3 separate regions of the Mus musculus genome follow, and all the other regions are linked to region 2. A link is a loop called in an ENCODE intact Hi-C map of the cell type or tissue named here. Cell type or tissue: heart. All regions are shown on one strand.

Region 1 (8,000 bases), 190 kb after region 2:
ATTGGGTTTCATCAAGTGGAAAGTGGTTAATAATGGCTGTTAGATGCTCTGAGCAGCCCTTCTCATTATGGAAAGCATTGTAAAGATGGAGTGCAGTAGCAAGAGGCTGTTTAGAAGCTGGGAGATAAGAGGTCACACTTACAAGGGAAGCCAGTGGGGGATGTTGTGAGTAGGTGGCAGTGCCTACTGACCCTACACTGACTATGCAGTTACCGTCACTTTTGATTCAGTGTGTTTCAGGAAGTGGTAAACTTGTATTGCTTTATCTAAAATGTTAAGAGTATCTCAATAAAAAAAAGAGGGGTGGCTGAGACTGCATCACTTTATGGTGCTCAGACCCTATTTCTTATGTCTGTTTTCTTCATGCATGTTATGAAGGGCTCAGTAGTGCTCATCTTCCAGTGACTTGAGGTCCTTGGAGACTTTAAATGAAGCATGCTAGTATATATTAAGGATAAATAGCTTTTCAGGTAGGGATAAGGTATGTTTATCGAGTTGTTGTTTGACTCTCATGTTAGAATCTAGAGTCTTGATACAAATTGGTGTTTAGATTTTCTTTCTTGCCTTAAGAATTTTTTAAAGCTACAAATAAGAACATAAGAAAGTGGGGACATTGGCAGCAGGAGGACTAGAAGTAACGTGTGCGCTTCCTGGGGACTCTTGGAAGGCTCTGCAGGGATGTGGGTTGCCATGGCACCTGTTCTCCTTCTTTGGCTCAGATTGAAAGCCACTGGCCAACTCTACTAGATACATAGCAGAGTGATGTCTGGGCATAAAACTTGACTACCCCAAACCTACACAGCAATGGACACGATCCTGATGCCCATTTATCCTGTGTACTATACTCTCCTGGATTGTTACCAGACTCTGGTGCTGCTTGTCCATTTTCAAGGATACCAGACCTAGCATGAATTGTTAAACATGGAAGGCTTGAAACAACAACCATTTTGAATTGCCATCTCTGTTACTCCTTCCTGGATAATGGAAAACAAAGCCACCTTTATATTCACTTGATTCTTCACATGTCATCCCTGTTACAGGGATGCCAGAGAACAGACAAGGAGCTAGATCTCTAGTCTTCCCAGAGTTTTCAGAATATCTACTCAGTTTGGGAAATGGAAGCCATTCCACTTGGTTAGGGTCTCTGAGATGCCTGCCCTGTCCCCCAATTGAGCAGTGTATGTTGGCACAGGGTCTTAAGGGTAAAGTACAGTTGAGCTCACCCATGGCCTTTAGTTCCGTGGTTAGTTTTTGATTGGTGATGTGTGCTTACCATAGTGTGTGAAGGCCGTGAGGTTTTATTGTGGAACCGCTGCAGGCTGATTCCTGGGTAGAAGCTTGTTTTGAATTGTTTAAGTTTTTATGTTTAGATACCTTAGACACCTCTTAAGATTGCTTTCACATACTAGAAGTCATTCTGTGCTTGAAAATTCACTTTTGAAATAAGACAGGGATATCCTTCTGCTGAGAAAACAATAACCAGACATTAAAAATGCCAAACGAAAATTGTGCCAAATATTAACACCTCGGTTTGCATTCCTATCCATTTATGGTTAATTTGGGATTAAAAATTTAAATGTTTTTGTAACAATTTTAATTATGGACATATTACCATTACAACTCAGCAATATTCATAGCACTTTAAAGAACTAATTGGATTATATTATTTGTTAAATTTTCTGGAAGCATTGTGTATAGTTACCTAATTAATGTTTGTTGGTTTGCCAGAAATCAACTTTTTTTTTTCATTCAGAAACCAGAAAATGAAACATTCACTTCCATTAAATGTTCTTTTCTATGTGCCTCTTAATTTATGAGCATGATAACATGATCAACTTGTATCTTTTGGGATAATTCTTGCTTTAATAATGATCAGGCTAAATGATCATAATAACATGTTTTCTTGGAACTTAGTATTTGGATGCTTGTTTTGTGGTGACCTTGAGACCTTCATATAGGAAAACAAAACGAAAAGAAACCAAACAACAGTGTGTGTGTGTGTGTGTGTGTGTGTGTGTGTGTGTGTGTTGCATGCATGTGTATGTTGCATTGCTTAGCTATAGGGTCTGGAGCTAGCTAGGTGAGAAGTCCTGGCTCACCTAAAACTTATCTAGCCCAGGCTGGGCTCAAATTCAAGGTCATTCTCCTGGCATAGTATTTGTAAAATTCTGGGATGACAGGTATGAACCCCTACACCCACTTGTGAGGTTTTACAAGACTAAGAAGATAGAGGAAAAGACTTATGATTTATATGTACTTATACCCATACTGCAGCACTGTCTGCACCTACTCAAGACTTCTTCTATTCCTTTAGACACAGACCAACTACTGACGAGACACATTGCTGACAGCACCAGCATTCAAGAGTGCTCTTCTAGGTCTTAAAGCACAGGTATCCAAGTCTTATGCAAATTGGCTGACTGTCCTTCAGAAACAGTGCACTCTAGTTAGTATCTTGCTAGATACTAATTTTGGAATTAGTGATTAAATTTTGATAAAAGAAAAACATTAAGGAGTTAATAACAGGAGAACAGGACCTCAAAACTTGAAAACTGAAGTTCTCACTGAGTGCCACCCTCACCTTAAAAAATAGAAGTTCTATTTTTGCCCCCTGCAGATGAAAGTCTCTATTTCATGATCCTGAGCTCAGAAGGGGCGGACCCTTGTGTGCAGATTCAAACCAATTGTTCCAACAAAAAAGCAAAATTAATATCCCTTATATTTTGGATCCTACTCCCACATCTTGAAAATGAACACAGCTAAACTTAACCACAAAACACAGAAATAGCCATCCTCACCAAGATTCACCAATCATACAATTTACATTATTTTTCCAAGAAGAACATGCAGAAAGTATTAATTCAGTACACTTTAATGATGTTTAGAGCAATTGTATGCGAGCACCTCTGTTTCCTTCTCCATTTCCAGTTTTAAATTCTGTGCAAGGAGATTGAAGTTGGTGGCAAAGTTGTCATGTTGATGTGACAGAACTTGAGTAGGTCTAATTCTTTGCAGTAAGTATCTTACCCTGGAATCTAGATAAGATCCAGTTTTCCTAGTCTGCTTCTCAAAACAATCTAAAGGCAAATACTGATGAGCTAGGCAACAAACTTGAAAGACATTTCCTAAGTAAATACCATGCTGATTTTTCTTCTCTGTGTTTAACCAGCTTTGTAGGATAACATAATAGCATATTATGGCTGGCTACTTTACACTGAATCTAATATTTTCTCCCATAAACTCCGTTAAAGCTGCATTAGTAGATCCATTTGAAAGCAGTTCAGTAGCTAATGAGAGTACAGCTAAAATATTAGGAAATAGAACTCCATTTTCACACATTCACATATATAGGAGCACTCTGTAGGCCTTGAACCTCTATATGAGTATAATGGCACTACTGGGATTGTAAACACTTAGAAAATACCCATAGTGGTTTTTAGAGTGATACAGCACTTGTGTCTGTTGCTCTTTATTGCCCCCTGGTGGTCAACTTAGAACTAACTTCTTGGGTTGCCTATTGGGGCACTGATGCTTTTCCTCCCCAAACATTAGATTTCAATAAAAGGAAGGTGTGTGTGTGTGTGTGTGTGTGTGTGTGTGTGTGTGTGTACGTACATGTATGAGGATATATAGTTTTAAGTAGTCTTAAATGTTTTTACTACAAGTTGATAATAAACACATGTCTAGAATAATAGACTTAACCATGCTAGCAGTTAATATTGAGGAGAAAAAATAGGTTTTGATAAGCAGCTGTAAAGAAAATAGGGAGAAAATAGTGGCATGTTCTGTCCTGCCAGATGACTGAGGACCATCTGTCATGACTCAGTGCACTGGCTCTGAATGGTCCACATATGGCCATTGGCTCATTTTAGATTTCATTAATCCTGACGTCATGAAGTTTGTTGTAGTTTTAGAACAAGAGAGATAGTAAGTCAAGGCACTTTTTAGATACACTGGTCAGAACTTGAGGTAGATGGGCTACCTCTAACTGGGGAAATGAGATGCTATCTGTTGATATTCTATGCTTTTATGTTGCTCAGAAGCTACTGGTCTAATGAATTAATATATTCCAAAAGGTAGCCATTGTAAGCTTCTAGGTGAGACTCAATGCTAGGCAACGAATGCCTACTAAATGATAGGCATAGTTCAAGGAAATTTGGCACTGGGATTTGCAACAATACCAGCTCTCCTAGTTAATCAGCCTTGTGGAATCTTTAGCATATATGTGCCTTTTCTGTGGTAACTTGAGTTTACATATTTGAGACCTTTGTTTGCACTAAAATACAAGAGTTTTTATCCAATTCATTCTTGTAAGCAGTTTTATTCTGCTTTTAAAATGTCAGACATCACTGAGCTTTGACACCATGGTGATTTTACTACAATATATTTCCAGGCTTGCCTGGCACAATTGTATGGCAGAGCATGGGTTTCTGTGAGCTAGTGGGAAGAACCTGAAAGTCAAGGACACACATTCAGGTTAGATGGGATATTTACAAAGGTAGAAATTTAAATGAAATTAGTCATTTTTTTTTTAAGAGTATAAAACCAAACCAGCCCTTGTGAGACTCCAGAACACAGCGAGTAGGTTAAGATCCAAATCTGACTTCATTTTTATGCCACAAACTCAGTTTTTTCTTTTAATTATTGGTTATAACATTGAGATCACGGTGATTTGTGCAGCTGTTGAATGCAGACACTGCTGTACTTAAGGTCAAGTGTAGCACCTAGAACCAGGCAAGGGCTCAATAAGGCTTGCTATTGTTACTGTTTTAAAGATTCCCACATGAACACAATTGCTACATATGTGTCCATCTACAACGGGTCACTGAATGTGAAACAGGTAACTTTGTTTTGGGTTGGCTGGATTTATTTAGACAAGTTCATGACTGGACTTTTTTGAGCTGAGCTAACTGGTTGCTGTTTGTGCTTGAAGCTATAGAACAAAACAAAACAAGACAAAAACAAAAACAAAAACAAGAAACCTGAGCCCCAGGAAGTAGTGGACCTTTCAAATGTTTCCTCTCCAGTCACTTTGGGGACTGGAGAACAGGACATGCCTCAGAAGGATTTGCCTGAGGTGCCTCTTTCAGAGGGCTGTAAACTTGTGGGAAGGAAACTTGTCTTAGTTCTATCTGCCCTTAGATGATTTCTAAGCTTGGAGTAAAATTGTGAGGTTTATAGGCTATTCTCTCAGGGGTCAAGTACTGTATTCATTGTCCTTTATAGAACCTTTTATTAAAGAGCCTTCATCCTTACTCCAACTGGTCTTTGTCAGTACAATCTTAAACCATGTCACTTAGATTGCTGACTAATCAGAGTCAATACAAGCCAACTCAGGGACATCTTATGACACCAAGAAGCACATTGGATCTTCCTCATAACGCACTGTGTCTCTCTCACCCGTACCTCCCCGTGCACAGTACCCTTACCCAGGAAGAGACACTGATACAAGCAATCTGTCAGGAACCCTGAATTAAGGAGCCCATAACAATCATCTCAGAATTTCCAACCGCTCTTGTCGCTATTCAGTGATGTGCATCCGGTTGGTGGAAAGTCGGTGACCTTCCAATTTTATATGCAAGAAGCCTACTCATGAGTAGGCCATCTTGACAGACTGCATTCCTATAAACTATGACCCGTTTATGAGCAGAATGGCATTATCTCCAAAACATGAGGCTACTGGGCTAGGAGGAGAAGGTGATGGAGAGCTGGGGAACTTGGGGCCGTAAAGGTTGATGACGGCGCAATGGGCAGTCCTTCCTTGAGCTCCCACAAAGTTCATGAAGAAATAGGTGGGTCTGGTCCTTTAATTCTGAATGTATCTATTCAGTTTCTCTTCTTCCACTTAAAGAAGTGGTAGGTAGCATCATTTCATAGCCTAGGTTTCTGAGTCTGGAATGAGGTCATACTTTTGCAAACTTGAATGCATGGAGTCACTGAGCCATCTACTGAGTATGAAGCAGGCTGTGTTTGGTTCGCACCTGCAGGGCCAGCTCTTGTCCCTAATTTGCATTGTGAGTAAGTACTTACCTGCTATTGTATGTTAGGAACTGCAATGTGTGAGGATCTCATCGAAGCCCTTCAATGAATCCTGGCAGTGTCAAGTGCCTGCTGCTGATTTTGGACTCAGCTTTTATTTTATGAATAACATTTTTTTTCACCTGTAAGACAAAAACTTCATCATTTAACTTCAATGCTATTAGTGTGTATAAAAGTGCTTGGCGGCTGGAGAATGTTCAGTGTTTGAAAATTCTCCAGTTTCTTCTTGATCCCCATTAGATAAAGCATGATATGTGGGGTCAACTAAAAAGTTACTGAGCCAACAATGCACACTCTCACTTCTGGTTTTATTGTAAAGCACAATGTCCTTTCCAAGAAACAGCATGGGTTGTCCTCTGTTGTACTTTATATTTCGCAGTGCCTCCTTCAGTGAGCTAGCTTGACCTATTGAAATTTGGCTATTAAGATTTCTGGGAAGGAGAGATTGAAAGCTGAGGACATCTTTATTCTACAAAGGGTACCAGGACAACAAAGAACATGATCCATCTCCGGCACAGTACTCTTTGGTATTTGTCTCAGTGAGGCTTTAGTCATTCCACACTTGACCTTGAGTGTGGGACACTTGGATCTGCGCATGATGCTGGAGTAGGGTGGTTTTGAGTGGTATATAATGCAGGGCTTATGCCTTCAGTCAGTAGTCTCCCTCCAGCTCAACTATTGCTCTTTCTTTTCCAAGATGGCACTTGCAGAACAAAGTTATGCGGTCTCATGAATTAATGAGTCCTAAATACCCATGTATTTTGTCTATCTTGGACCTTTTGTAACTGACTGCAAAGTATGTAGGACAGATGTGAATGGCTCTGAATCTCTGGAAATTGAGAACACCAGAAGCCAAGTATCTGAGACATTCCTTCTGACCACTGCCTAAAGCAAATGGAATTAGTTTCAAGTATAATGTCATTATATGCCACATGTCTCTGTCACTGGCTCACTTGTCTGTCCACTAAATAGATGGAGGGTGAGCCCCTGTACCTGGCCCTCATGTGGCTTTTGTGAGGAGCCTCTTCTGTATAGAGCTTAAAGGCTCATAGGAAATCAAAGTGATCATATATAAACAGTAACAACACAGCGATAGTGCTCATTTATTGGGGGAATATTCTATGCTAGATGATATGTTAAACAGTCTCCTGTTAGGTGAGTGATGCTGGGTTATCCCTTTATTAGAAAATGGAAGCTCAGGGCATTCATTCTGAGAGAAGAGAAGAAAGGTGCCAGAACAGGAAGCAAGAGCAGGCACAGAGTGCAAGCAGGTGGAGGGATGCTCCTAGGGCCCAGCTTGTGACTCCTGAGAGGTATTCTAGACAGCAGGCTTAAGCAAGGCGTGGCTGCAGTAGCAGTGAGGACTGTGTGGTCTGAGGTGGTTCATAGACTGGATGTGTGGTGAGTGGAGGGAAGTCAGGAGGAGCATAGTAATACATCTAATCAACAGTGGAGACTGGGCTTCAGGCTTCAGACAGTTAACCTGAAATAGGAGTGCCTGTGATAGAATGAATGGAATATACCTCTTTTAAAGTAAGAGCGCAGTTGTAGAATGCTTGCCCAGCATGTGGAAAGCTTTGGATATAACTCCCAGCACCACTGTAAGAAGGAAGTAAAATGTTGGTTCATTATTTAAACTTACAGCATCACATTTATGGTCAGAAAGCATTTTCTTTAGTGGAAACTGAGGCTTTGGTTCATCAGTTTTCTCAGGTTAAGTTCACATGGGTCAGTACCATTGGTCATTGGCATTGGTATCAGCTACACAGGAAAGAAAATTTATTCTGCCTCCTCTTTGGGAATGGCAGGATGGAAGGAAAGAAATGTTTTAAATGTCCGTGTTGAGAGTCATAATGTCATGACAGAAAATTGTTTGAGATACTGCTTTCATTATTATTGATTATCATTATTCTGGAGAGCTATGAGCAGTGCGTGGAAGGAAGTGGTAGTGTCAGTGTTGC
Region 2 (8,000 bases):
TTAAAAATTGAGTTACCCATCAAGACCAAATTGTTCTGCCCATATTCTCATTGGCATGTGGCTATCCAATGGAGTATGGGTTAAACCACAGCTTCAAAGAAAATTTACCATCTTTTCCCCTGAAGCCATCAGGAGCCCATAGCTCCTCAGCTAAAGGTTGGACTTATTAAGACCTCTGTTTCCGTGCTAGGGTGATGGCTGGCTTATTCTTGACCTTGTCTTGGTGCAGACAACTATAGCTGCTGAACTTCATCTTATAACTTTAGGATTTTATTATTGTGTTCATCTATTTTAATTGAAAATAGATTTTTTCTTTTTTCTTTTTTTTTTTTTTTCTGGAGCAAGGTTTAAATAGACTTTATTGTTACAAAGGGGGACCCCACCAAGCAGAGCCAATACATGTGGTCCCAGTTGTCACCATGGAGACATCGAGAGGTCATGATTGCAGAAGAGGTGACTGGAATTGAATAACATGGTCCCAGGGAAGGCCAGCCAGGAATGCAGGAAATATGATCAAGGTGGGCTGGCAAGAGGGGTCTAGTCAAAGGATGAGGGAAGACAGCTCTCTTCACTCCTGCTTCTTGTAGCTCTCCAGGTATAACGGATCCAGCCAGTAGGCAGAAGACAACACATGAAGCAGTAAGTGAGACCAATGTTGATATCCAGGACTTTGAGCTGCTCCTGTGGTGGCTTTGAGTGGACCTGAGCTGCTGGCATCATGAGCCGACGGGCAGAGCCGGTCAGGCTCCTCAGCAGCAGTGGCCTCAGGACAGACATGACGGCACAGAATGACCAAAGACAAGGAAAATAGATTTTTTCATACAGTATATTCTTATCATGGTTTCCCCTCCCTCATTTCTTCCCAGATCCTCCCCACCTCCCCAGCCATTCAACTCCACACCTTCTTTCTCTTTCTTTACAAAATAACCAGGCAAACAAACAAATGGGGAAAAGAAAGGAAAAGCATGAGAAACACATACAGATTTACAGACACACATAGAAAACCCATAACAACACAAAATTGGAAACAATATATATGCAAAAGATAAAAAGTAAGGTTAAAAAAAAAAAAACCAAGTCCAGACAAAGCATTATGGGACAGTAATGGAGACTAGGGTTTCAGTCCTGGTTTTATTATATTTTACTTCCTTAAGGTTTTTCATCTATAACATGGAAAGTGGAATGAGATCTTTAGAGATTTCTTAATTAGTGGCTAGATTGATCATAATGAAAAGAATGGGGCCAAACATTGTGCCAGCAGTATCTACTGTATTTTAATATGTTCTTAAGTAAACACCAAACCAATGGACATACCTCACAGTATAGGACCCGGTATAGAACCAAAAGAACCGGCAGTCTGGAGCTCACAGTTTTCAAGTTTATCATTGCTAGTGGCTTATTTCTCTCCCACAGTTCTCTACCGAGAAGCAGATCTTCATAAGAGAGCAACACTTGTCAAATGAATGAGATTTCCAGAGGTTTGTTCCTGGTCTTCAAGGAGTCTACCCACAGGCTAAAGATTAAGACTAACTGAAGGTCAAATTGGATGAAATCAGAGTGATAGGAACATAGTAAGGGAGAAGAGAGCTGACGGGGAAAATTCTGAGCCAACAAGAGAATTCATAATCAAGATGAGATGGCTCAGCAAGTAAGAGTACTAACTGCTCTTCCACCTCTGGAAGACCCGGATTCCATTCCAAGTACTCACATGGCAGATCACAACTGTCTGTGACTTCAAATCCTGAAGATCTAACATGCTGACTTCTATACATAAAAATAAACATAAACAAGATGAAAACAATTAAGAAGATGGATGTTCCATTTGGGGGCTGGGGTGTACTCAGGTTTTAGAATGTTGGTTTAGCCCTGGGATTGGTTGCCAGCATTGCATAAACCAGGCAGCATGGTACATACCATCTTTGGTTACATAGTAAGTTGGAGGCCAGCCTTGAACACATGAGGTCCTGCCTCAGAAGACTGATGTACAATTAGCAAGGATGCTGAATATTAGTCATCCTTTCTTCAAGAACCTATGGGGGGTGGGCAGGTAAGACTAGGCTGAAGGTTGGAGCAGTTAGTGAGGGTCCCCTAGTTTAAAGCTAAGAAGTTCACTTGCGTTCCATAAGAAGATGTGCTGAAGCACTGTTGAAAGAAGTGTCTACAATTTCAGGGTCCCATTGCTGGGTACACCATCTCAATGGTCTTTAGAATATTCCAGGCAGGAAGAAGCATGGGGACTAGAAACAGTGTTTGCAGGCATGGGAAGGAAGCAGACCATCAGTGTTTTTGTGGGATACATTTGAGGGGACTGAGAAGCAAAAGTTGTGTGAAGATAAAGGAAGGTAGAGAAGCCAGGGTGACTTTAGCCTAGATAATTAGGAAAACACTAGTAGCTGATAAAAGCAGGTGGGTGATGGGTAAGACCCTAAGGCCGAAGGCACCGTACACATTATTCATAGGACATGGCAGAATCCATCAATGCTAATCAGTAAGTTTCTTCTTTGTTGGCTGTCTTGCTTGGTACTGGAAGGTGCTATGCAGGCTGTGGATGTGTGTGTTTAACAGTTTTAACCATCTATGAACCCTGCAATAATAACCTGAATGATATTAATACTATGTGTGAAGATCAAGGTCATATGCTTTCACAACTGCTGTCTGATTGGATTTCAGACCTGCCTCACAGGAGGAAACATATGCCTGGTACTGCAAATCTGGCTGGGGAGATCATAGGTAGGAGTGAACCTAACCTACTATTACTACTCCGCTAAAGGGACGAGGCATCAAACTGCCCTCTAAATTTGTATTTCTCTACCCACAGACTAGTGCAGACTTCCGACCTCATCAGAGGAATTTCTTTGTGTAGTGGTTGACACAGAAACTCACAACTGATCAAAGTGGAGAGAATAGATGTCAGTAGAGTGCTCAGTCACAAATAGGGCGTCTGTATCATAACCCCACACCCGAAGCTCAGAGACCATCACAGAAGACGGAGTAGAAAGATTGTAATAGTCAGAGGTTGAGGAAAACTGGGAACAAAACTGTCTTCTGGACACGACAATACCTCTGGACTCACAAACTCACAGAAGCTATGGTTGCCAGCACAGGATGAAGGCAGTTAACATTCTAGCATGCCATAGCAAAGGGCTAATGAGCTCCTATCCCTATGGCCAGTTGATGGCTTCTCGGGGAGGGAGAGTCAGTTTTTTATTATTTTTTTCCATAAGGATGTGCCTCCTGTGAGATCAGCCATCCTGAAATATTTGAGCAGAACAAATTGGAGTCCATAGGTTATTGAATAATAATAATAATAATAATAATAGACATAAAATTGGGATAGTAGAGAGGTGGGGATGACTCTGGGAGGAGCTAAGGGATACATTGTAGGAGATTCTCAAAGAGTTAATAAAATGCTTTAAGAAGCAGGTGGATGTTTAATGTTAGGAGATGCTGTTTTTACTTTGGTTTTGTGGTGTTTGGGGCTTCAGGGGCAGCTAGGTGAGATTACTCTGGAGACAGCTGGCCATGCGAGAATGCCCCCAAATAGTCAGACTCCGTATCAGCCATTCAGAATAGACATTGATACCATCACAGGCGATGACCAAAGGGAAAAAAATTCACAAGAGGTAGAAGAAAAGCAGGGGATGATATTGTAGGATGTGAGGGAGAAGACACTTGCTGAAGACTCCTTAGGCTGGACAGTGTGTGACAGACCCAACCTACCTTGATTTATTTCCACGGATGGGAAAAATGAAGTCTAGACAAAACATTGTGTGTTTCAAGGTCATATAGTAGTCTGTTCTAGATCCATGCTTTTAAACTTCAAACCTAGGACTCAATCTATGTCTCATGCTGTTTTGTTTTTTTTTTTTAATTATTTTTTCCTCTTAAAAGTATTTTAAAAAAATCAGCCCTCGATGATCCAGAACATTTGAAGTTTTAACAAGCAGGCTAGGGTGTGCTTCCGAATGCCTTCTTTATTTTTCTCCTTGAGTCTTGAGGAGCCTAACTAAGCCTCAGGGTTGGGAAGACCCCCTCCTAAGGCCAAATGCACCACTGTCCCACGAGCGCGCTCTCGAAGTACTCGCTGGAGGCCCCGCCCCCCTGAGCGCGCGCCGCCGTGGCACGTCCGCGCGCTCCCACCCTCCGCGCGCGCCTTCTTGTTGCCCGGTGCGCGCGCAGCGGCGCTCGCTCCCGCCGGGGCAGGGCGGCCGCGGAGCAGCTCGAGAGCCCTGTGGCCGTGACCGCGGGCGGGCCCGTGATCCGGTGCCGGCCGAGCGGGGCCGGAGCCCGCGGCTGGGGGAGGCGCGCAGAGAGCCGGGCGCGAGGCCACCGCCAGGGTCGGGGCCGCGCTGAGGAGGCTGAGGAGACTGACGAGGCACTGAGGAGGCGCTGAGGAGACGCTGAGGAGGCTGACGAGGCGCTGAGGAGACTGAGGAGGCGCTGAGGAGACTGACGAGGCTGAGGAGGCTAAGGAGAAAATCCCCGCGCGCCTGCCCGCCGCCGCCCGGCCTCCCGCTCCCGCCCGCCCGCCGCCGCCTCCTCAGTGCGGCTCCTCCGGGTTCGAGTGGCGGCCGCTGAGGAGCCCTCCGTCGGCGAACAAAGAGGAGGCCGGCAGGGCGGAGGCGTCTGCGGCGAGCATGGCGGACCGCAGCCTGGAAGGCATGGCTCTCCCGTTGGAGGTGAGGGCCCGGCTGGCCGAGCTGGAGCTGGAGCTGTCGGAAGGTAACAGCAACCCCCCTTAGCCCCGCGCCCGGGCCGGGCCGGGACACCGCTTCTCTGGAGCGCGCTCGGGGCCCCGCGGGCCGGGCCGTGCTGTCACTCCGGGGAGGGCGCGCGCCGGGCCTCGGGGTGGCGGGGCCCCGGCCCTGACCCTGGCCCGGGCCCCGTGTGGTGGCCCCGGGGAGGGTGCATGTGTGTGCATGTGCTTGTGTGCGCGCGTGCTTGTGTGTGTGTGTGTGTGTGTGTGTGTGTGTAGTGTGTGTGCGTGTGTATGTGTGTGTGTGCACGCGCGCGCGTGTGCGTGCCGCGGCCCCCGCCCTCCAGGCTCAACTGGCACGGTGCAGCCGCGATGCCCCCTGCGCGCTGCGGCTGGGCCCGGGGCTCCCGGCTACGAAGCAAGATGGAGCAACCTTTAGGGCTGCGGGGGAAATGGCCTTGGTGGGGATGTGCGCTCTTCCCTAATGGAGAGGCGCTGCGTCCTTGATGCAGCTGCAGTACCACCACCACCACCACCACCACCACCACCACCATCATCACCACCACCACATGCACCAGCAGCACCACCAGCACCAGCACAGCACATGCTTCCACGCTCCCTGCTTGGGGACGGCCTCTGAATGGCCTGATTTTAATGCGAAACTTGTCAGTGGACTTCGGGATTGGATCCCCCTGAGGCTGCAGGCACACGGTCCTGTCAGCGGGAGGAAGATAGTAGTACTATTGTTCCGGCGTGTTTGTGACGAGCTGGTTGAGTTAGAGCCCTAAAACCTCCCCCCTCAGGCCAGGTTGGATGCCTCCTTCCCATCGTGCCGGATAGAGACATTGAGACTTTGCGGCTGCTCTGCTGTGATTTCACGGAGTGTTATATACGCTTTCGTCTTTGCTCTTCATGGTGGACATCATGTGCTCAACTGTCATAAGTTTCAGCTTGGGTTTTGTAGGTTCTTTTTTCCTTTTTCCTCCACTAAAGTTCCAAAATGTGTCTAGTAATAAATATTTAGCGGTCATCCCACTCATTGAGAAGACTACAGCTTAGTGGTGTGGAAATGGCCTGTCGTCTCTCTTGAGTTAATATTTGGAGCAGTTTAGCATGGTAAACTTTTTTTTTTTTTGGTAACGATTTGTGAGGGCCAGCAGCCAGAACGTAAATTCATTCGTGCCAGTTTTCATCATGGGGAGGAGCTGACGTTGACTTTACGTTTTCCCTTTTAACACTTGCAGGGTGGAGAGTAAACCAGGTGGCTGTAAGTGTTGCTTCTGTTATCAGATTCTCATAGATTAGACATTTTCTTTATCCCGAATTTGGGGTTCTCCAAGGTGTTTTGGAAGCAGTCCCTGGGAAGCTCCAATGGAGGAAAAGATAATGTGTCCCAGACTGTGCTTCCTGCCTCAGTTCTGACCATCTAGAGATAAGAGAGAGCATCACCCTTCCACAGGCAGAAAGGGCAGGGCTGAATTCTTTAGATTTAAACTGGAAGATGAGGTATGCAGTGTGGACAGTGTATTTCTAGTAAGTAACTATAAAGAAACATTTGTGTTTTGTTAGACTTGAGATAGACTGTCTTCTTCAGCTTACCAGCGCTGTTTTATCGTCTGCATCCTGTATTGAAAGCACCCCTTCCCATTCATGTTCTCACTCAAAGCAAGCACCTCTGCTATCTGCACTATGTTAATGTGATGTGTCTCTGCCCACCCATACTTGAAAAGTGAGAAGCCATCTGAACCTGCATTGAGCCCTTTCCGCAGGGTCTGAATCTCCCTGCCTACTAGGAAGTCAATTCACATTTACTCTCAAAGCCTCACATAATGCCTGGAGCCACATATCCTGCTCTCCTCTTGTTGAGAGTAGCTGTCTGTTTTGTTTTTAGGTAACAGCGGTCACCTGTCATGATCGATCACTCTTGAAGAGTGAGTGTTGCCCAGAGAAGTATGGAAAACCACTTTAGATGAGGTGTACTTAGCTTAACTCCCTGTGAGCACCTTGTGTCTGTATAGAACTTAGAGGACTCAATGAGTTTCTTGGTGAATGGGTGGGCTTAGAGAAGTGTGTACATATATTTGTATTCAGGAAGTCCTTTTCTATTTTCTTTTTCTATATGAGCTATGTTGAGACCTGACCTAAACTTTTAAGAATTACAAAAAGAATAGAATAGAAAAGAAAAGAAAAGAAAAGAAGAAAAGAAAAAAAAAAGCCTTTTGTCACTGTGTTCAGCTTCTGCTACTCCTTGGAACCTGCTCTTCTCCCAGCCCCCACCTCCCATCTATGTATTAGCTGTGCTACCTTTGACTTTATTATAAAGTGTGGCTTTGTCATTGTTGAGTTTTGATTGTGATTTACAAAAAACCATTTGAAATTCCATGTCTTGTAACCAAGGGGATTGTTTTCCTGGAAGAGATGAATCAATTTGTTTTCTAGTATTGCTGCTATTCTAGTATAGAAACCTAGGAGGTGAAGATCAAGAATCTCTGGGTCTCTTTACCTTGCCTAACTGGGAGAAAAAAATCCCAACATACCCAGTTTCAAAGTGAAAACTTAGGATGACTTTTACTGTCAAATTATTGCAGTGTACTGCTTCCCAGTATATTGTCCACCAAAATCTATATGGAAAGAGTTAAGTTCCTTGTCTGTACATGCCTTTAATCCCCGTGCTCAGGAGACAAGCAGTTCTCTGAATTCTAGGCCAGCCTGGTCTTTGTAGCAGGTTCCAGGCCAGCCAGAGCTACATAGTGAGACTCTGTCTCAAAAAAGAAACAAACAGAAGAGTTGGTTATTTTATTTATTCAACTATCAGAATATCAGAAAGTGTTACAGGAAAATCTGTGGAATTTCCAGGGCTCATTTTCTAAGAGGAGAATAAAAGAAAATTCCATTTTAATGACATACATTGAAAAAAAAATGACCAGACTATTAAAGTTTTTATATCAGCTACCAGCCTAAATGAGTTGTAGATTACCTAGATTTCTATACATTGGTTCACTTTGGGTCTGTACCATCTACTGGGGTGCTGTTATATATACTGATGCTATTTTTATTTGATCAAGTTATTGTTTGTTTGATAAGGATTTGTCCATTGGTAACTTGGCTGCAGGTTTTTTGTTTGTTTTAACCTTCCTGCTTTATTGTGCCTTTGCTCTTTCTCTAGCCTCTGTCACTGCCCAGTGCTTCCTTCACTGAGAAAAGCTAGGCTTTGTTTGCCATTATAGAGTCTTGTCAGTAAAACCCAAGAGGTTTTTGCAGGAGGTGTAGTGTGCAGCTTCTTATATTGATTCAGACAGCCCTG
Region 3 (8,000 bases), 94 kb before region 2:
AACATTTGGCAACCCCCTTCCCCAACCAGCTCCTTAACTCACAACACCCACCAGCAGTACTCAAGTTCTTTGAGCAACTGTCTGGTCACGTTCTCACTGCATCCTCCCACCCCCACCCCACCCACACACACACTACTCTAGTGACCTTAAGGCGAGCCTACCTGACAGGGAAGTAAGATGTGTGGGAGCTTCTTGAAGGATCTGCCTCCCATCGTAACTCTCTGGAAATGGCCTTCTTTATTTTGGGGTCTCGGTTTAAGATAGGAGAATGGCAGAGACTTAAAAACAGCCATCTTGAGGACAGGGCATAGTAACAGAATTTGGAGAACCACAGAAAAGGACTGACAGCATAAAGCCCTTAGCCACACTAGTGTAGAAGCCATAACTGCCCTTAGGGTCTTCACAAGTGCATTTAACAGTCCGAGACTGTCCACAGCAAAGGGCTGAGTTCAGTTTACTTGTCTGTCTCAGGGCGTGGCACTCCCAAGGTCTTAATGGAATTTTTTCACCTGGCACCTGTTCAATGGAGACTGGACTGTGACCCACTGGCAGGTGTAGGCATCGTACCCAGGCCAAGCCATTGTAAAGAGGCTTCCTAGGAGAGATGAGTGGGTGGGTCCTGTGTTTCCAGGTTTTCCCATAGAACAGGTAGACACGGTAAGGACTGAGGATCCACATGGAAGCATCTTGGTGCCCCAAATCCTTGGACTTTGTCAGCTTAACATTCACCTTCCTCCAGGGTCTACTGCTGGCCTCTCTCTGACACCCCTAATCCCTACAGAACCCTCTGTGTTTGCACTCTTTCTAGGTAGTTTTCCCAGGTTCATACCTGTGATTATACTTAATCACGGGGCTTATAATCCCATGTCCATCAATGCCCCAACCTGAAAAACCTGGGTGGTCAGCAGTCCATTGTGTCTTCTCCCTGCAGACAGTAGAGGCCAGTGGTGTCCTCAGAGACCCTCCCCATGTCCCTGCCCTGCCACCTGCAGGTCAGCGTCTCAAAGATGCTGCAGCAGCATGAGTATACATTCCAAAACCTAGAGGGAGAATAGCTTGATGCATGGTTTTTAAACTAAGAACTGCCGCCCAAACTGCACATCTCATTGGTCAGAAAATGGACTCTTGGACCACTTAGGGCCACCCAGGGCTTTGATCACAATCAGGACCATTAAGAAAGAAGGACAACTGGGCTGGCTAGTCTCATGTCAACTTGACATACAAACTAAAGTTAACCGAAAGGAGGGTACCTCAATTGAGAAAATGCCTCCCTAAGATCTAGCTTTAAGGCATTTTTTAAAATTAGTGATCTGTTGGAGAGGGCCCAGCCATTGTGAGCGGTGCAATCGCTGGCCCGATGGTCCTGGGTTCTTTCCATAAGGAAGCAGGCTGAGTGATTCAGGGGAAGAAACCTAGTGAGCAGCACCCCTCCATGGCCTCTGCATCAGCTCTGCCCGCCCCGCCCCCCCCCCCCGGGGTTCTGATCTGATTTCCCTCGATGGTGGAACAGCAGTATGGAAGTGTAAGCCAAGTCAGTTCTTTCCTTCTCCAACTTGCCTTTTGTTGCAGCAATAAAAACCCTAATAGCCATCAGTATGCCCAGAACTGGTGTTGGAAGGTGCTCCAGGGTCGTGTCCCCCCCCCCCCCCCCGCGTCTTGCTGGTCCCCCAGCTGCCAGGTGCTCAGCTACTTACTGACAGGCCAACGTGATTTTAGCATAAACTTGATGCAATACATCTAAGGTATTACACTCCTCCACTCCTGCTCCGCCCCACACCCTCTCCCCACAAAAGCAGTATTTCCACCTGTATCCTTAACCATTCAGACATCTGAGGCATCCTGAGCCTGTTACTCCTTGGCCTTGGGCAAGCTCTGATTCTAGACCTCCAGAGACCACTCACCCACGTTCAGCACATCCATGCCTTACATGCCTTTAAAGGGTCTTCAGTTCCCTGCTCCTCCCAGCAGCCCAAGGATCCCCCCCCACCCCCCGCAGGCTGTGGCCTCCCCTTGCCTCAGCTCCTGGGGCACTCACAGAGTAACTGACTAGCAGAGATGGGAGCTGTCACCCACCCACCTCTGACTTCATCTCCAAACGCTTACCCCTTCTCCATCCACACTGCCGCGTCCCCTTCCACAAACATACCACATTGCCCCATAGCAAAGCCTCTGATCGTCCAACACCTTAGTTCAAATACCCCGCGACATGGCCGTGGTCCTCACAGAGGCTGGCAGCCTGCGCCCTGCCACACACCGTTTGGTTTATAGCTGCACTATCGTAACTTAAAACTCATCGCGTTGTTTACTTGTTTTTTATTAGAATCCCCAGAGTAATCAGCCATCTACTATCTTCTCCTAGTGTGTGAGGTATTCACGGTGTTGTGGTGAGAATATGAAATTCTCCTTTAGGGTCATTTCTTTGAACAGTACCCTGAGGGTGGTGGTTTTGGAGCCTTTAGGAGGCGGAGCTTCACTGGAGGAAGTAGGTTAAACTAGGAGCAGGCCTGGAGGTTTAAGCCTCCCTCCTTGTTCTCCGTCAGCTTCCTAACTGTTACCGGTATGACCGCTGCTTCCTGCTCCTGTGGCCGGGACTTCCCCGCCACCATGGACTGTATCGCCATTGAGCTTTAACTGGAGATCAACCCTCATGTTCCTAGCTTATGCTCTCGTTTCCAGGCAGCGTGGATTCCAGCCCAAGGAACAGTACTGCCCACATTTAGGACAATAACAATCGGTGCAGTCAATGCAGTCTAGAGACTTCCTTACAGACGCACCCAAAGCTCTCTCTCCTGGGTGGTTGTAGGTCCTGTCAAGTTGAAATAGAGATTTAATGGTATTCTTGACTAGACTAAGTAAACAAAATATTGTTTCCCATATATAGAGGATTGTCATGGTTAAGGAGCATGGGGTTCTAAAGTCCAGAGAGCCCCCTGATACCTGCAGTGTCTGCTCGTGCATCTGAGGTCAAGGAAAAAAATGGGTTAACGCCACCGAAAGCATCCACAAATTGTTTTTTAGAATCGGGGAAACCGGGTCTCACTCCTCTTAGACACACAAGGAGGTAGGTTCATCTCCAGTGGCAACCACAGAGTCCCTAAAGGGCCTGTGAGGGTAGGGACTCTTTCAGTGAAGCGCTCCCATGGGACAGAGGCCACCTTGATGACAAGGGATCGCCCAGCCAGAGTGGTCTGCAACACAGCCCCCAGCGTGGCATCTATGCTCACTGTCAGATGCACAGCAAAGCAAATGTCCTGCGTGTCAGATATGTGGTGATCACATGCTGCTCACACTGTTCCCTCGTGCTTTGGAAATTTCCGGAGTCAGCTCTGCCTCAGTGCCTCAGGACCTCTCCCTAACCTCAGGTCAGGACTCCAATAAACAGGCAGAGAGAGAGCAAAGGGCCCAGCCTCCCACTTCCTGCCTCCTTGACTATTTGCCCAGCCTAGGTCAGGTAGCCAAAGACCCATTTGTTGCTGTTTGTTAAGTTCAGCCAAAGCTTGTAATGAGGCTCAGTAGGGTTAAACTCTGTACTGTGATATAAACAGCACGAGCCCTGTGTACAAGTGTGCTCATCCCAGTAAAACATAGAAAATGCTGGTGAAATTAATGTCAAAAGACCTTATTTGATTTGGCAGGCTGAAATACAGCGATTCCAACATGCATTGGTATAAAACAGGTCCCGTTTTTTTTCTTAATGTTGCTGGGTTTTGTTTATTTAGTTGGTTGGTTGGGTGTTTTGTTTTTTGTTTTTGTTTGTTTTTTGTTTGTTTTAAGACAAAGTCTCATGTATCCCAGACTGGCTTCTAACTCACTATGTAATTAAACATGACCTTGAACTTCAAATCTCCCTGCTTCCAGATCCTGAGTACTGCAATTATAGACTTGGAAGCTGTGTGTGGTCCTGGGGACTCAACCCAGGGCTTCATGAATGCTAGGCGAGCATGTTATACCACTGAGTTATACCCCTCCTACAGCACCAGCCCAGAACAGTTTTTATTCTTTTAATTTTTTTCTAACACTGAAAACGTTTGAAATCTCTGGTGTATATAGAAACTTAAAGGACTTGATTTCTAAAGGTCCGCGTCCTGACGATGCAGTGTAGGACTCACCACCACACGGGGGTGCTCGATCCTCACCCTAAAGCACTCGAGGGAAGTCCCTTTGTTTGCAGCAAGAGAAGGTAGGAGGATCTCTTTTGTACTCTTGTTTAAAAGGCAAAGACACCGAGCTTGGTCTTGAGACAGCTTCATCCTTTTCCTCCTGGTGCTTGTAGAAGAAATTTGGCGAGAGTTCTTCAGAGACTGCCGGAGACCCTACTGCTCATGGATGTGAATATTTAGATAGATTAGATAGACAGACAGATAGATATAGACAGACAGACGGGTAGGTAGGTAGGTAGGATATATACACAAATATGTGATATATTTACATATATGTGATTTGTTCTTATTTTTAAGTTGAAAACATATCGTTTCATGCAATCTATTCAGACGACAGGTTTTCCCTCTGTCATTTTCTCCTCGGCTCTTCCCACCTTCGGGTGGCTTGGCCCTGGTCTTCTAAAGCCATTTCTCCTTTTTTTCAGGGCTACCCTGATGCCCAACTCATCTGCTCACACATCTTTCTTTCTCCCTTTAGAAAGCAAACAACAAACAAGCCTGATGGTGGTGGCCTTTAATCCCAGCACTCAGGAGGCAGAGGCAGGTGAATTTCTGAGTTCAAGGCCAGTCTTGTCCAGAACAGTCAGGACTACAAAGAGAAACCCCTGTCTTCATAAACAACAAACAAACAAACAAACAAAAGCCAAGAAACACAAACCCCATAAAAAAAACACAAAATTGGAAATCATAATAAACGAGCAAAAGACTAGTAAAAAAAAAGAAAGAGAGAAAGAGAAAGTGAGAGAGAGAAAGGAAGGAAGGAAGGAAAAGAAAGAAAGAAAGAAAGAAAGAAAGAGAAAAGAGAAAAGAGAAAAGAAAAGAAAAGAAAAAAGAAAAGAGAGAAAGAGGGGCTGGAGAGATGGCTCAGCAGTTAAGAGCACTGACTGCTCTTCCAGGGGTCCTGAGTTCAATTCACAGCAAACACATGGTGGCTCATAACTATCTGTAATGGGATCTGATGCCTTTTTCTGTTATGTCTGAAGACAGCGACACTGTACTCATATTCATAAAGTAAATAAATAAATCTTTAAAAAAGAGAGAGGAAGGAAGGAAGGAAGGAAGGAAGGAAGGAAGGAAGGAAGGAAGGAAGGAAAGAAGGAAAGAAGGAAAGAAGGAAGGAAGAAGAAATCCAAACAAAGAATATGGGGGCAGGGGGGACCAACCAACCAAAAACTCTACAAAGATACCATTGAGTTTGTTTTGTGTTGGCCTTGGCATGGGGTGTGTATGCCCAGTGAGATGCAGTTGGAGCAAACAAATCTTTCCTTTGCAAATTATTGTCAGTTTGAGATCGCTTCTTGGTTATGGGTGGGAGCACATGCCTGTTTTCCCCTCAGCCCTGGTGTCCTATCTAGCTGACGCAGTCTGTGAGTTCTTGTGTGCTTCAGTCCTGTTGTGTCTGGAACTGCCCCAGGCATGGGGTTCCATCCCATGGCATGAGCCTTCAGTACAGTCAGATACTGAGTGATCAGTTATTCTCACATATTTTTTTTTTCTACTATTACACATATCACAGGCAGGTCACTGCCTCAGATGACAGGGTTTGTAGCTGGGTTGGTGTTTAGCTCTCTTCTCTGGTAGTGTGCAGAGCACCTTCCAGTACTGTGAACACCAGTTAGTAGGGATGTAAACTCTAGTTGGGTGCCAGCTCGACTTCCCCATGGTCACTGAGAAATATATTGCAGTCTTCAGCAATAAGGCTTACTGTCACTTTGTAATTCTATATGGTATAGAAATGTATCATTCTTGCTGTGCCTATGTCGCGCCCGGCAAGGAAGCCACAACACGGTCAGATTCGTCTCAACAGCCTTTATTGCAGGATCGCCTCGATGCTGCTACGGGGACTCCGGGCACCCAGGGAGGTCTGCTTATATGCACCCGAGCACAGGGAAAGGCTTCATGTCCTCCTGGGATAGGTTGAACTGCTGTCACCTAATTAGCATGTACCCGCTCGGGAGGGGTTGGCGCCAGACTCGGGCTTACACCTGCACTGATGTTGTTTATGACAACGGCATACCGGAAACCGGTGCCATCTTAGAGTTGGCTTCCTACACCTATGGGTGGTTTGGCCCTGGTATTCTAAAGCCATTTCTCCTTTCTTTCAAGGCTACCTTGATGCCCAGCTCTGCTCAGATCCGAGTAGGACTCTACCCGCAACGGCCACTCCCCTCACTGGAGTAGCATTTATACAAGAGATGCCTGTACATTCGCTGACAAGAAACCCAGGACCTGTTGCTTTGAACTAAGTGTGGGATGGGTTGTTGAGTTGGGAAGGAGGGGACCTGACCTCAGCAGCTTCATGGCACGTTGTCAGGGCCCAGGGGCCACAGCTGTGCACCTGAGAACAAAGCCGGCAACTTCCTCCAAACAGGGTGAGTGCTCTGCAGGTCATAGCTGCACCCGGGCCTTTGGCCTTTTGCCCAGACCCGAATCACCTGGAGTTTCATCCGAAGGCCTCTGCTGAGCTGACTTTGAGAAGTAAAGACACTATTGTTCAATATGGCAAGGTGGTATCCCATCAAATCTGTTCTGATGCCTGCACCTATGATGAGCACACACACACACACACACACACACAGAGGCTAGCATATGCAGGGCTGGGCAGAGAGCTGTGTGTACCCTCAAGGCACCCATTTCCAGGGCCAGCAGCTTTTCCCAAATCCAGATCTGCCTGTGACTCAGTGTATCAATCTCCAGGGGACACTTTACACTATTGGGTGTTGGGCCCACTATCAAGGGGTTTTGACCCTATTGGTTCTGATGGGGCCACATTTACATGTCCCAGAAGTACAGCAGCAGAGGACATTCCTCACCTGCCTGTGTCTGACACCACCAGCAGCATTCCAGGGTCCAGGGTCCTCCAGGCTTCCTGAGGTAACTCAGTACGTCTCAAAGTAGAGCTGATGCATCATCCATCAGACACAGTAAGGCTGCCGACACAAGTCAGGCTGGGCTCGGCCAGATCAGGAACCCGAGAAGACCCGTCCACTGGGATATGTTCCGACCCCAGGAAAGACATTTCTCCATGGCTTTATGAGTCGGTGACTATCTCTGACAGAAAACATTTTTAATCCAGCAAGAACTGTGTCTCAAAGGCCCCCAGGATGCTGAATTCTGATGTCCGGTTATGTCACTGTGGTCAGGTGACTGCCCCAAGTGCAGCTCTTAACTCCCTAGCACTCACCCTGTTTAGCGGACGGACGCTGGCTTTGTTCTCAGGTGCACAGCTGCAGTCCTCGAGGCCGACACCCTGACATAAAGCCTCATAGCTTCAGAGGTCAGGTTCCCTCCTCCCCAGCTCACTGACCCCTGCTCTGAGGTCTCTGAGACTTCTTAGATCATCACTCCCTGGAAGTCACCTTTCTCGGTAGACTGGCTGCACCTTTAAAGGCGATTGGAAGCACAGCAGCCATAGCTCAGGCTGCAGACCTATGGCACTGAAGGTAAGAACAGCCACTCATGTGGACCCTGTGGCCTGAGAGCTTTTGACAGTTTTGTGCACTTCAAGACTCATGTCAGAGATCCTTGCTGCAGCACACACTTCCTGAGAGGGACCTGCATGGGATTTAAGGCACACATGTACATGCACACACACGATGTATGTATACATTGGTGTGCACATGTTCATATGCAGTGATTGGCCTTCTCCTGGCCACTGGCTACAACCCTGTTCCAGTGGCTTCTGAGCTGGGTCCCTTTGAGTGTCCCGTGTCTTCTCTGTTAGACACACACTCGGAGGCCTAGATGCAGCTCTGCTGAGAGCAGCTGAGCCTTGGGGCTCAGAAAGAAAGACTCTAGAAAGAATCTCAGGGTGTGGCACGTTATCTGTTCTAGTTAGGT

What was found. Peaks named below come from ENCODE experiments on the same cell type or tissue, not always from the same donor. Only the 100,000 strongest peaks of a DNase experiment are listed, where the experiment ranks them.
Region 1: a loop joins it to region 2, with 6 times the contacts of the local background. A loop is called at or near these places in 18 of 42 quality-filtered maps.
Region 3: a loop joins it to region 2, with 2.6 times the contacts of the local background. A loop is called at or near these places in 11 of 42 quality-filtered maps.

The regions. Positions count from the first base shown.
Region 1 is chr13:9,463,956-9,471,955 of GRCm38, forward strand. The region is part of intron 1 of Dip2c (disco interacting protein 2 homolog C); the gene reads left to right. Among named protein-coding and RNA genes, the nearest start is that of Dip2c, 190 kb to the left of the region's middle. In heart, a CTCF peak has its summit at 3,474 (motif pointing left); no DNase peak of the experiment used is centred here.
Region 2 is chr13:9,272,345-9,280,344 of GRCm38, forward strand. Dip2c (disco interacting protein 2 homolog C) reads left to right here and starts at 4,181. Exons shown (of 37, transcript NM_001081426.2): 1 at 4,181-4,722. The coding sequence starts at 4,638. It also overlaps the pseudogene Gm46391. In heart, a CTCF peak has its summit at 4,364; DNase peaks (open chromatin) are centred at 4,207 and 4,827; H3K4me3 peaks cover 2,479 bases; H3K27ac peaks cover 1,578 bases.
Region 3 is chr13:9,177,943-9,185,942 of GRCm38, forward strand. No RefSeq gene overlaps it. Among named protein-coding and RNA genes, the nearest start is that of Larp4b, 88 kb to the left of the region's middle. In heart, a CTCF peak has its summit at 4,109; a DNase peak (open chromatin) is centred at 4,119; H3K4me3 peaks cover 358 bases.